2 separate regions of the Homo sapiens genome follow, and region 2 is linked to region 1. The links are chromatin loops, found by intact Hi-C in ENCODE. Cell type or tissue: HCT116. All regions are shown on one strand. Each heading gives the region's core, and the rest is flanking DNA. Links, peaks and the distances in the headings are about the cores only. Region 1 holds the start of LOC124901008 (a long non-coding RNA gene). Region 2 overlaps AGGF1 (angiogenic factor with G-patch and FHA domains 1).

Region 1 (5,388 bases), core at 219-5,218:
TGTAATCCCCATGTGCTGAGGGTGGGGCCTGTAATCCCCATGTGTTGAGGGAGGGAGGTGACTGGATTATGGGGGAGGTTTCCCCCATGCTGTTCTCGTGATAATGAGTGGGTTCTCACGAGATCTGATGATTTTATAAGCATCCAGCATTTCCCCTGCTTACACTTCTCACTCCCGCCACCCTGTGAAGGTCTTTGCTTCCTCTTTGCCTTCCACCATGATTGTAAGTTTCCTGAGGCCTCTGCAGCTATGCAGAACTGTGAGTCAGTTAAACCTCTTTCTTTTATAAATTACCCAGTCTTAGGTATTTCTTTATAGCAGTGTGAGAACAGTCTAATACCCCAGGTCCTTCAGTTTCTTTAGTAAACTATTTCCTACTGCAGCAGGGATACATTTCCCCACCTGCTTGAGCCAAAACCTGACTCCAGTTATCATGGAGTCAGTTAATTGGAGATGGAAGGAGACCTTGAGGAAGACAGACATCACTTTGCAAAGCAAGATTCAGGTGAGGTATTTTCAGGGTCTCCTGGCAAGATGAGGCTGATGTCCCCAGCAAGGAGAAGAAGGCTGACTTTGCTCTCCTAGAGGATGAAAATTAATCTAGTGACTCAATATTCTCAGACTTGTCTATCCTATCCCAGCTCTTAAGATTTTAAGCTTTTCCTATCAGGGTTCTAACTTTGAAATAGGAGATCTGTGAAGGCTTGGCGTTCTGTCTCCTCTATGACTTTGTCAACTGTTGTCTTAATCTTCAAGACAGTATTCCCTGTGCCTGCAGGAGATCAAATTCTTTTAACCATTGCTCTATTTCACCGTGGGCTTGAGTTGATAGTTGTCTAACATGACCCTGTCATTTTCTTATTTTGAGACTTTCAAAGCAGTTAACAAAAGCCAGTGAATTCCCCATTCCTTTACAATTATAATTGCCTCCATATTGTCCAAGGACCATAGTTACCACTTGACCCAGAGCCTCTCCCTTCCACCTGTACCTCATCCCAATCCACCACAGGTGAGAACCTTAATTGTGTTGCTGCTGGATCTGCACTTACCACTCAAGCTGTGATGGGAATGATGAGAAAAACGTTCTTCTCTTACAGTGACCGTCCTGGCTACCTGCAAAGTATGCTTAGAATTCTAGATTCCTTTGAAGTCTGGGTAAAGATCTCCCAAGGGCTGGCTGATGGGGACATGGGGATTCTTAATCCTGTTCACCTACAACGTGCCATCCAAAGGGAACCTCAGAAGTAGTAATTGCCCACCTTTATGGGTTGTGCATGCATGACTGCCAAGCAGCTTTCCACAGGCATCACAGACTCTGGTGTCAGACAAGCCTTGGAGCAAAAGCTACAGATCCAGTGTCTGGGCTGAGGCAAGGTCAGGTTATGCCTGTGTGGAACTGCTTGCCTTCACCAGTGACTGGGGTAAGTGGCCAGGCCAAAAGGATGTGAAATGGTGCTCAAGAGTTCTGGTCCCCTGGAGGCCCTGACTGGAGCCAAGTGTCAGCACACGAAACATCATCAGCTCATTCTGGAGCATTTACTTTAACTCAAGTATTAATAAATAAATTGGAAGTCAATTCACAGATGCATCGGACCAGAACTAGGTCAAAGTCTATTTGCCTAATCAATGCCCTGGCTACCCTTTTGTCTGTGTGGTTGTACGGGGTTTGGTTTGAGTCTGAGGACCATGATCACAAGTCCATTTCTCAGTGGACTAAACAAGAAACCTGGCTAAAGATTCCCAGACTTATTAACGTCCTTCCCTTTACCCAGATATTAGCTTGATGACAATTTCATTCATCAACCTAGGTTTGAACATAGTTTTCAGTGTCCAAATTCTTTCTGGATAGTTTATTTCTCTGTTCAGTTATTAGGTCTGTAATCTTTTGTATGATCTGTGTCCACATAAAAAATTACCAACGTTTTCCCAACTAGTTTAGTAGTGAAAGTACCATCTAATTTAAAAAAAAATCTTCAGTGTGGGGGAAAAGGAGGACAGATGTGATTATTAGACTGTCATCATGGGTCTCTAGTTGTTTTAAAAAGTTATAGCTACCTGAGGATTTTTTCAAAAGATTTTATTATGAAAAATTTTAAACATCCACAAAGTATAAATAATAAAATAATAAATCCCCGTGTCCCCATCAGCCAGCCCTTGGGAGATCTTTACCGAGACTCCAAAGGGATCTAGAATTCTAAGCATACTTTGCAGGTAGCCAGGATGGTCACTGTAAGAGAATGGTTTTTCTCGTCATTCCTGTCACATATTGAATGAGTGATCACATTTCTACCTTAGAAATGGATTACTTCCCCTCTGGTGGGTTTGTTTGCTCAGGTTCCCTTTAACCAGAGGGTATCAGGGCCGGGGCCAGGCATGAGGCAAGATCTAGCTGTGCCCACCGGAGGGAGCAGTGTCCTCCTGTTTCACAGTAATTTGCTGTGGATTGGCCCTGATACTTGTCAAGAGTTTTATTTAGCTCTGTTCTTCTCTTTCTGTTGGAATATCATTCATTTTTCTTGGACTGTGGGATGCGGTCCATGACCTTCACACTAGCTCTGGCATTACTGTCTGTAGTGTTTCGCAGTAAAAGAATTGGCATAACGTCACCCACCCTACCTCTACACTGTTTGACGTGCACATTTCCATCAGTCTAGGCTGCTCACTGTTTTCCATCTCGGTTCTGGGAAGCCAGAAAAAAATTGGTTTGAAATTGAATTTTTAAAGTATGTTTTTCTAATGAAACTCCTAGATGGCCTTGATTGTGTTTCCAGATCTCCTCTCATCTCGATTCTGTTTTCACACAGAGATGCAGTTGTTTTTCACAGTCTGGAGCATAGAGAAAATGTGGACTGCACTCTATGCTGATCAGAACCTATATAGACCTCTGGATTTTATTTTGGGCACTGCATTTGAAAGGATATAATGGCAAACTGGAGTGGGGCGGGGGTGAGGGAGGGGAACTAACAGATAGGTCTGAGCAATATCTGATGAACAATTAACCATGTAGAAAAGAAGACCCAGGGGAGGCAGAGTAGCTATCTGCAAAAGTTGTGTTGAAATATAGCTGTGATTGGTGTGGGGAAGTTAGAGAAAGCAAATTTCAGCTTATTATAAGGTTAGATTAGAAACATCCAATAGTTAAACTAGACTGACTCATAAAGACGTTAGTTCTCCTTCCTGGGAGTCAGATAAATGCCAGGTAACATCTCTCAGGAATATACTTCGGGGCGGGGAGGGGAGTTCCTCATAATAGAAAACCCATCTAGAACACTTATTTTCTTCCAAGTACTCTTCTAAGCACCTTTCCCTTATTATTTATTTAACCCTCATGACAACCTTATGAAATAGGCACTTCAGATCCACAGCTTTTATCTGAAAACCTTAGGACCAAAATTCTTAATTTTTTGGATTTTAGAAAGGTATATGACACATACACCTTATGGTAGAAAACACCCCCATGGGGCTGTTCTCCATAATCAAATACATTGATATTTATACAGTGAGGCATGTGAATTTTTGCATTAAATGGAATACTTTTACATGAGTTGGGTTACGTTTTGTTGCCAAATGAGTTCAGATCATCTCTTCCCACCAAAAAATTTTGAAATAATTTTAGGTTTTTGCATTCTGAATTGTAGAAAAGAGATTATGGACACATATTGCTATTCCCAGTTTACTCATGAAGAAACTGAGGCAGAGAGATTAAGTAGCTTGCTCAAAGTCATATGACTTCCACCCAGGCAGAAATCAGGTTTGAGCCCTGCTCTTAAGCACTGTGTGGACTGCCTCTCCCTGTGCTCTTCTGCCTCCTCTCTTTGAGGGGTTGGGCTTAGTTACCTGCAATGTCTCTAACCTTGTGCCTTCGATTCCCTGACCTCTGACTTCAGCCAGCCTCACTGGTTCCAGAGCGATACTCAGAGCTGTTCTCAGATACCAGACTGGAATAAACGAGAGACATCTGGAGAAAGGAGACCTCTTCCTATCCCAACAGGACTGTGTTTCACAGGAGGCATTTTAGTGTTGTTGTTCCCCAATGGCTAGGCAGAGGCAGACAAAGAGAACATTGTGTATCATCATAATTTGTCTTCAATGACCTTTCTTTTTGTGTCATTCACCACCACCTGTTCCTCAAAACACCACCATGTGAACCCCAAGCCCAATGGCTCAGGCTTGCCCTCTTTCCACCCACGTTCCAGGATGGATTTTTCCAGGAACAGGACTAATGACTCTTAACTTTTCTTCTACCATCTAGAGATGGATTATAAGGTAGCAACCCAAGAAAGTGGGTTTGGACATTCAAATACTTGAGTTTAAGTCCAGATGTGCAAACTTGGGCAAAGCCATTTAACCTCATTCATCAACTTGTCAAATAGGAAAGATAATACTTACCCGGGATGAATTCCAGTTTTGGTGAGCTTGACATTTTCACTATTTGCTGGAGCCTTCTTTAAGCAAAAGAATAAAAATTTATGATATGAATTGGGTACAAAATTGTGCGTTTATTTAGAAACAATTCTCTTGTTCACATAAGGGGAAATATGATGCATTAGGAGTTGAAGTGATCTTAACAAAAGGCTTTTTTTGGGTATAATTTACAAAATTATACAACCATGTAAACTTATTGATAGGGCCCCTTTCCAGAGTTAGAAAGGGGTCCATTCAACAAACAGTCCTGCAACTTAGAATTCATTAACAGCAAGGTAAATTTGCTTCTGTATCAAACTCACAGAGTTGTAAGAATTGAATCACAAGATTAAATATATGCAAATGTGTTTTGTAATCATCAAACACGGTGCATAATTATTTTGATGCCTACAACTAAGCAAAAATATTTGTACCTAGAACAAAGCAAAAATATTTATTCAATAAATGATAAAATAGATGAAATTTGCTCTCACCAAAGTAGTATACAAGCTAATTGTATTACATTTCCCTAGGCCTGAAAAAATTTATCAGAGTAATATATGTACATATTTTTACACAACAGTCCAATATTGATAAAAGATTTGCAACCAAATAGAACAAGCCCATGTCCCACCCCTCATATTTTCTAATTCCACTTTCCAGACTCAATACATTTCCTCCATATTGCTAACTAATATGTGCTATATTGTTTTTCCTGATTTATCAACCTTGAATATTGTCTGGTGACTCTCTATTATGGCATTATTCACTTTCTTCTTCCCATTCTCTCAATATAGTTATAGGACAGTTCTTCTTATAATATGAAATATTGTTTATGGCTGAACAAAATAGTGGGCTATGATTTTACGTCCTTCTACATACCTCTAAATAATTGTGTTATTTTTCATTTGCTTAGTTTTCCATTTTACCTATACTTGGGTTTTCCCACTGTCTACAATAGCATTTTATGTATCTTTCCACTCA
Region 2 (5,388 bases), core at 123-5,122, 75 kb before region 1:
GAATTTTTGGCCAGGTGTGGTGGCTCATGCTTGTAATCCCAGCACTTTGGGAGGCTGAGGCGGGAGGATCACTTGAGCTCAGGAGTTTGAGACCAGCCTGGGCAACATGGTGAAACCCTGTCTCTACAAAAATTACAAAAATTAACCAGGTATGGTGGCACATGCCTGTGGTCCCAGCTACTCAGGAAGCTGAGGTGGGAGGATCGCTTGAGCCCAGGAGGTCAAGGCTGCAGGAAGCGGTGATCACACCACTGCACTGTAGCCTGGGTGACAGAGCGAGACCCTGTCTCAAAAAAAAAAGTTTTTGATGATATGGACCAAAAAAAAAAAGTTTTTAATGATATGTACAAATACTTACATTAGGTCAAAATTTTTCAAATTATAATCTCTAGTACCAAAGGAGAAGAGGTAGGACATATTCTAAATTTTTCATGGTAATTAAAGGTAGATTTATAGATGACATTTTCTTCTATAGCCTCTGTTTCTACCAGAAGCATATAATAGTTTGTGTTTCTAAAAAAGTATTAAGTATAATAAAATTTAAATTATCAAAGGCTCAAGTTAACATCATCATATCATACAGAAATTGTCCATAGTTTTGAAAAGTATAATAATTAATAATTGCTTGATTTCACTTTCTAAGTTTCATGCAGAAATTTATTTTGACCATGACTTACAAAGTTATGTCCTTGTGGATCAAGGCAGTCAAAATGGCACAATTGTTAATGGAAAACAGATTCTTCAGGTGAGTGTATATGTGTTAATTTGTTACCTGCACATTATTTTTAAACTGATTTTTTTTTATTTCTGAAGGGCATAATCTTTATCATTTGGTTCAGAGTAGAGTTAAGCCCAAATGTGTTACTTCGGAAGGAATTTCCAGAAAGGCTGAAAAAAGTGTATAATCAGTGGGTACTTACTTGGCTGTTGAGTTTTGACTTCTAATTATGTATCTATGCCTTATTTTCAGTTATGACTCCATTGTAAAGCTATTCAGAGTAAGTGTGTAAATGTCTCAATAGCAACTTTGAAGGTCGTCCCTTTTTTTATTGTCTTAATGGAAATGTTACTAAATTGAAAACTGTATTAAAGGGAAAAGCTATGTCTATTCAGTTAACACTTAACATCCTCAGCATGTAGCAAAGTATTTGGCATAAATAAGAAAATATAGGGGCTGGGCGTGTTGGTTCTGACGCCTGTAATCCCAGCACTTTGGGAGCCCGAGGCCAGTGGATCATCTGAGGTTAGGAGTTCAAGACCAGCCTGGCCACCATGGTGAAACCTCATCTCTACTAAAAATACAAAAATTAGCTGGGCGTGGTGGTGTGTGCCTGTTATCCCAGCTACTTGGGATGCTGAGGCAGGAGAATCGTTTGCACCGGGGAGGTGGAGGTTGCAGTGAGCCGAGATCACGCCATTGCACTCCAGCTTGGGCTACAGAGTGAGACTGTCTCAAAAAAAGAAAAAATATAGGAAGGCGGGAGGCCTTATTCTTAGTCTGTAAGAGTAAAAATGGAAATAAAACTGAGTTATCAAGAGAGAAGAAAAGGGAGATGTGATGCATTTATCCCATTCTCTTAACATTTCATCTTTTTTTATTGTGATGATTATATGTTTTGGTAATAGATTGAAGTCTAGAATTGGATATTTCTGATTGGATAGGGAGACTGGTGGGTTTGACAAGTTGCTCAGTTCAGCTATCTTCATCTCCAATAGTAGTACTTTTTTTATGGGTCATTAAGTTGGGGAAGTGTGTGCATGTGTGTATGTGTATGTGTCTATTTCATTTATAGCTATTTTAAATATATTTTAAAAATTATAATCAGACATTACTTACAGTAGATGTAAGGTAACCATAAGTGATTGTTTTGATTTCTGTTTTGTAAAATGTTTCCCCTCTAGCCGAAAACTAAATGTGACCCTTACGTACTTGAGCATGGAGATGAAGTCAAAATTGGAGAAACTGTCTTATCCTTTCACATTCATCCTGGCAGTGATACCTGTGATGGCTGTGAACCAGGGCAGGTTAGAGCCCACCTTCGCCTTGATAAGAAAGATGAATCTTTTGGTATGTGAAACAGATTAAATGTGGCTGTGATAACATTTCTCTTTCATTACCTAAATGTTCTAAAAAACATCAGTCAGCTACTGGCTACATGTCTAATTGATACGATACTGCATTGAGAGATATTTTATACAAAGCTATCAGTCTTGTATCCAGTTGATCTAATAATAGATTGAGATATATTTCGTAAATATTACCAAATGAGACTAAGAAATAACATATATTTGGAAGTTGAGACCTAGGCTAATAGATTATAATTGTAGTTGATTTTTCTGTGTAATAATTTAGCTTCATGATATGTAGCATTGGTCTGCTTTTTGACCAGGAAAGAGATTGATAAGCTCTCTTTCTGCTAATCCAGTTTAGTAGGCTTTTGAGGCAGACTGTAGTGGTAGTCAAATGTACTTAAGAGCAGTTGTAATTGAAAATTGGTAAGAGAGTAGATTTTAAGTGTTTTTACCATACACAAAAAATGATAAGTACATGAAGTAGTAATGGGTATGTTAATGAGGTTGATTTAGCCAGTTAACAGTGTATACCTACATCAAAAATCATGTTGTATACCATATATACAATTTTTATCAATTAAAATAATTTAAAAAGTAATTATGACTTAAGTAATAATTTAATAAAGACTGGTTTCCTTTTGACAGGTATGTATTGATGTAAAAAAAGTCATCCACAGTTGAACTCTGTCATATAATATTAACGTAGGAAATAATAAGCCAAGGCATGAAGGGTTATTGATTGATACGTTTTCTGTCCTATTGATAGCTCGTGCTGTATATTGTCTATGTACCATTATTCTTTATTATAATAGCACTGTAGGATATTACTGTTTTGCTTTCAGCCCAGCCATCGAAAGCTCTTAAAATTTAAATAGATGCTTTGAACTAGTAAGAGGTCATCTTTTTTGACATAAATTTTCCCCCTAAATGCCAAGTTTGCATGTTCATTGTTTATTTTTTGTTTTCTGATACTAATTTGAAAATGAATATGTTGCATTACACAATAACATGAATTTTGGTTTCTCTGGCTTTTATTTTGCATATGGCTATGTTCCTTTGCAAAATTTACTTAATATTTCTGCATTTGAGATTCTATTACAATAATCATATTGAAAAATCGAGATGTTCATTGTTCATTTTGGTAGCTATAAGATTCCTATTATCTGTGGTTTTTGCTTTACTTCTCAATTAGGTTTAGTTACCAAAATGCTGAAAGGACATCATCACAACCCAATATCCTTTATATTAATGTTTATTTCAACTTCTGGTTAATTGGAATGGGTTATATTAGTTTTTTATTAATTAAATAACATTAGTTTTAATTTTGTACAAAATCAGATTTAGTGGCTTTTTTTTAACCAAACTTTTTTTCTTTCAGTTGGTCCAACACTAAGTAAGGAGGAAAAAGAGTTGGAAAGAAGAAAAGAATTAAAGAAAATACGAGTAAAATATGGTTTACAGGTGAGGATGTTGAATATTGTTTCATTTGTTAAGCTGTATATCTGGTTTTGAGTAAAAATGTCTTTAAATATGCTCAGTACATTTTATATATAAATAGTTGTGTAGTATGATTTCGTGATTTGTATTAGTTTACTGTTCTGGTATTCATAACCTAAAAACTATTGAAGTTGGAGTAGAAAAATGATAATAGCCTACATTTGAATATACATTTCTGGTTTTCAGAAAACTTGCATTAAGATGCCTTGACATAACTAGACATGATAGTGTCTGTAGTTTGTAGTCCCTGGTACTTGGGAGGCTGAGGCAAGAAGATCGCTTTAGATCAGGAGTTCAAGGCTGCAGTGAGCTGTGATCACACTTATGAATAGGCTCTGCACTCCAGCCTGGGCAATATAGCGAGATCTTATCTCTACAAAATGATGCCATTGATTGAACAACATAGTTGGAGAACTAATATGACCTGATGTAAAGACTTATTATAATTAAACTGCAGTGATTAAGGTAGTATCATATTGGCATAAAGATAAATGGATGGAACAAAATAATAGTCCAGAAGTAGATCCATGTATATGTGTGGACAATTAATTTTTGATAAAGGTGTGATGGCAGTTTGGTGGAGAAAGAGTGGTCTTTTTTTTTTTTTTTTTTTTGAGACAGAGTCTTACTCTGTCACCCAGGCTGGAGTGCAGTGGCACAATCTCAGCTCACTGCTACCTCTGTCTCCTGGGTTCAAATGATTGTCCTGCCTCAGCCTGACAAGCAGCTGTGATTGCAGGGGCCCGCCACCACGCCCCGCTAATTTTTGTATTTTTAGTAGAGACAAGGTTCACAGCGTTGGCCAGGCTGGTCTTGAACTCCTGACCTCAGGTGATCTGCCCACCTTCGCCTCCCAAAGTGCTGGGATTACAGGTGCGAGCCACTGTGCCCGGCCAAGAGTGGTCTTTTACAACAAATGGTGGTAGAATAATTGGATGGCCTTACCAAAAAAAAAAACACAGACAAAAAGAATGTTGATCCATACCTTGAACCATCTATAAAAATGATCCAAAAGTGGATCATAGATATAAAAGTAAAACCTAAAACTTTAAAACTTCTAGAAACTTTTTTTTTAAAGGCAAAGATTCTAACACCAAAAGCACAATCCTTAAGAACAAATTGATAATCTGTATTTCTTCAAAATTAAAAATTAATGTTTTTCTAAAGACACTATTAAGAGAATGAAAAGACAAGCCACAGCTGGAGAAAATATTTGCAAATCATGTATCTGGTCAAAGACTTCTATATCTAGAATATACAAAAAACTTTCAAAACTTAATAATAAGAAAACAACTCAGTTAAAAAATGGGCCAAAGATTTGAATAGATGCTTCACCAAAGAAGATATGCTGATGGCAAATAAACATCTGAAAAAATGTTCAGTATTATCAGTCTTTAAGGAAATGCAAATTAAAACCACAATGAGATACCACTACACATCTATTAGAATGCCTAAAATTTTCAAAACTGACTATAACAGGTATTGGAAGGGTTGTGGAGGAACTAGAAATCTCATACACTGCTGGTGGGAATGTAAAATGGTGCGGTTGCTTTGGTAGTTTCTTAAAAAGTTAAACATACACCTATTTTACAAGTTAGCCATTCTACTCTGAGATATTTACCCAAGGTAAATGCAACCATATGTGCATAAAAAGACCAGTAAACAAATGTTCATTGCATTTTTTTTTTGAATAACCAAAAACTGAGAAAAACTCAAATGTCTGTCATATATGGATAAGCAAACTATGGTGTTATCTGTATGGTGAAAATACTACTTAGCAATAAAAAAGCAGGAACTAGTAATATAGGCCACAACCTG

The links. Hi-C counts contacts between places; a loop is a spot of excess contacts. Peaks named below come from ENCODE experiments on the same cell type or tissue, not always from the same donor. Only the 100,000 strongest peaks of a DNase experiment are listed, where the experiment ranks them.
Region 2: it touches region 1 in a loop (2.8-fold over the local background); 1 of 110 quality-filtered maps calls a loop at or near these places.

What each region holds. Positions count from the first base shown.
Region 1 is chr5:77,127,204-77,132,591 of GRCh38, forward strand. The region is part of intron 2 of ZBED3-AS1 (ZBED3 antisense RNA 1); the gene reads left to right. LOC124901008 (a long non-coding RNA gene) reads right to left here and starts at 3,925. Exons shown (of 3, transcript XR_007058827.1): 1 at 3,854-3,925; 2 at 2,617-2,680; 3 at 505-581. It also overlaps a transcript of PDE8B not described here. In HCT116, for the core only: a CTCF peak has its summit at 2,385 (motif pointing right); a DNase peak (open chromatin) is centred at 2,368.
Region 2 is chr5:77,052,063-77,057,450 of GRCh38, forward strand. AGGF1 (angiogenic factor with G-patch and FHA domains 1) reads left to right here. Exons shown (of 14, transcript NM_018046.5): 9 at 644-745; 10 at 1,903-2,068; 11 at 3,452-3,534. Among named protein-coding and RNA genes, the nearest start is that of AGGF1, 24 kb to the left of the region's middle. In HCT116, for the core only: no CTCF peak of the experiment used is centred there; no DNase peak of the experiment used is centred there.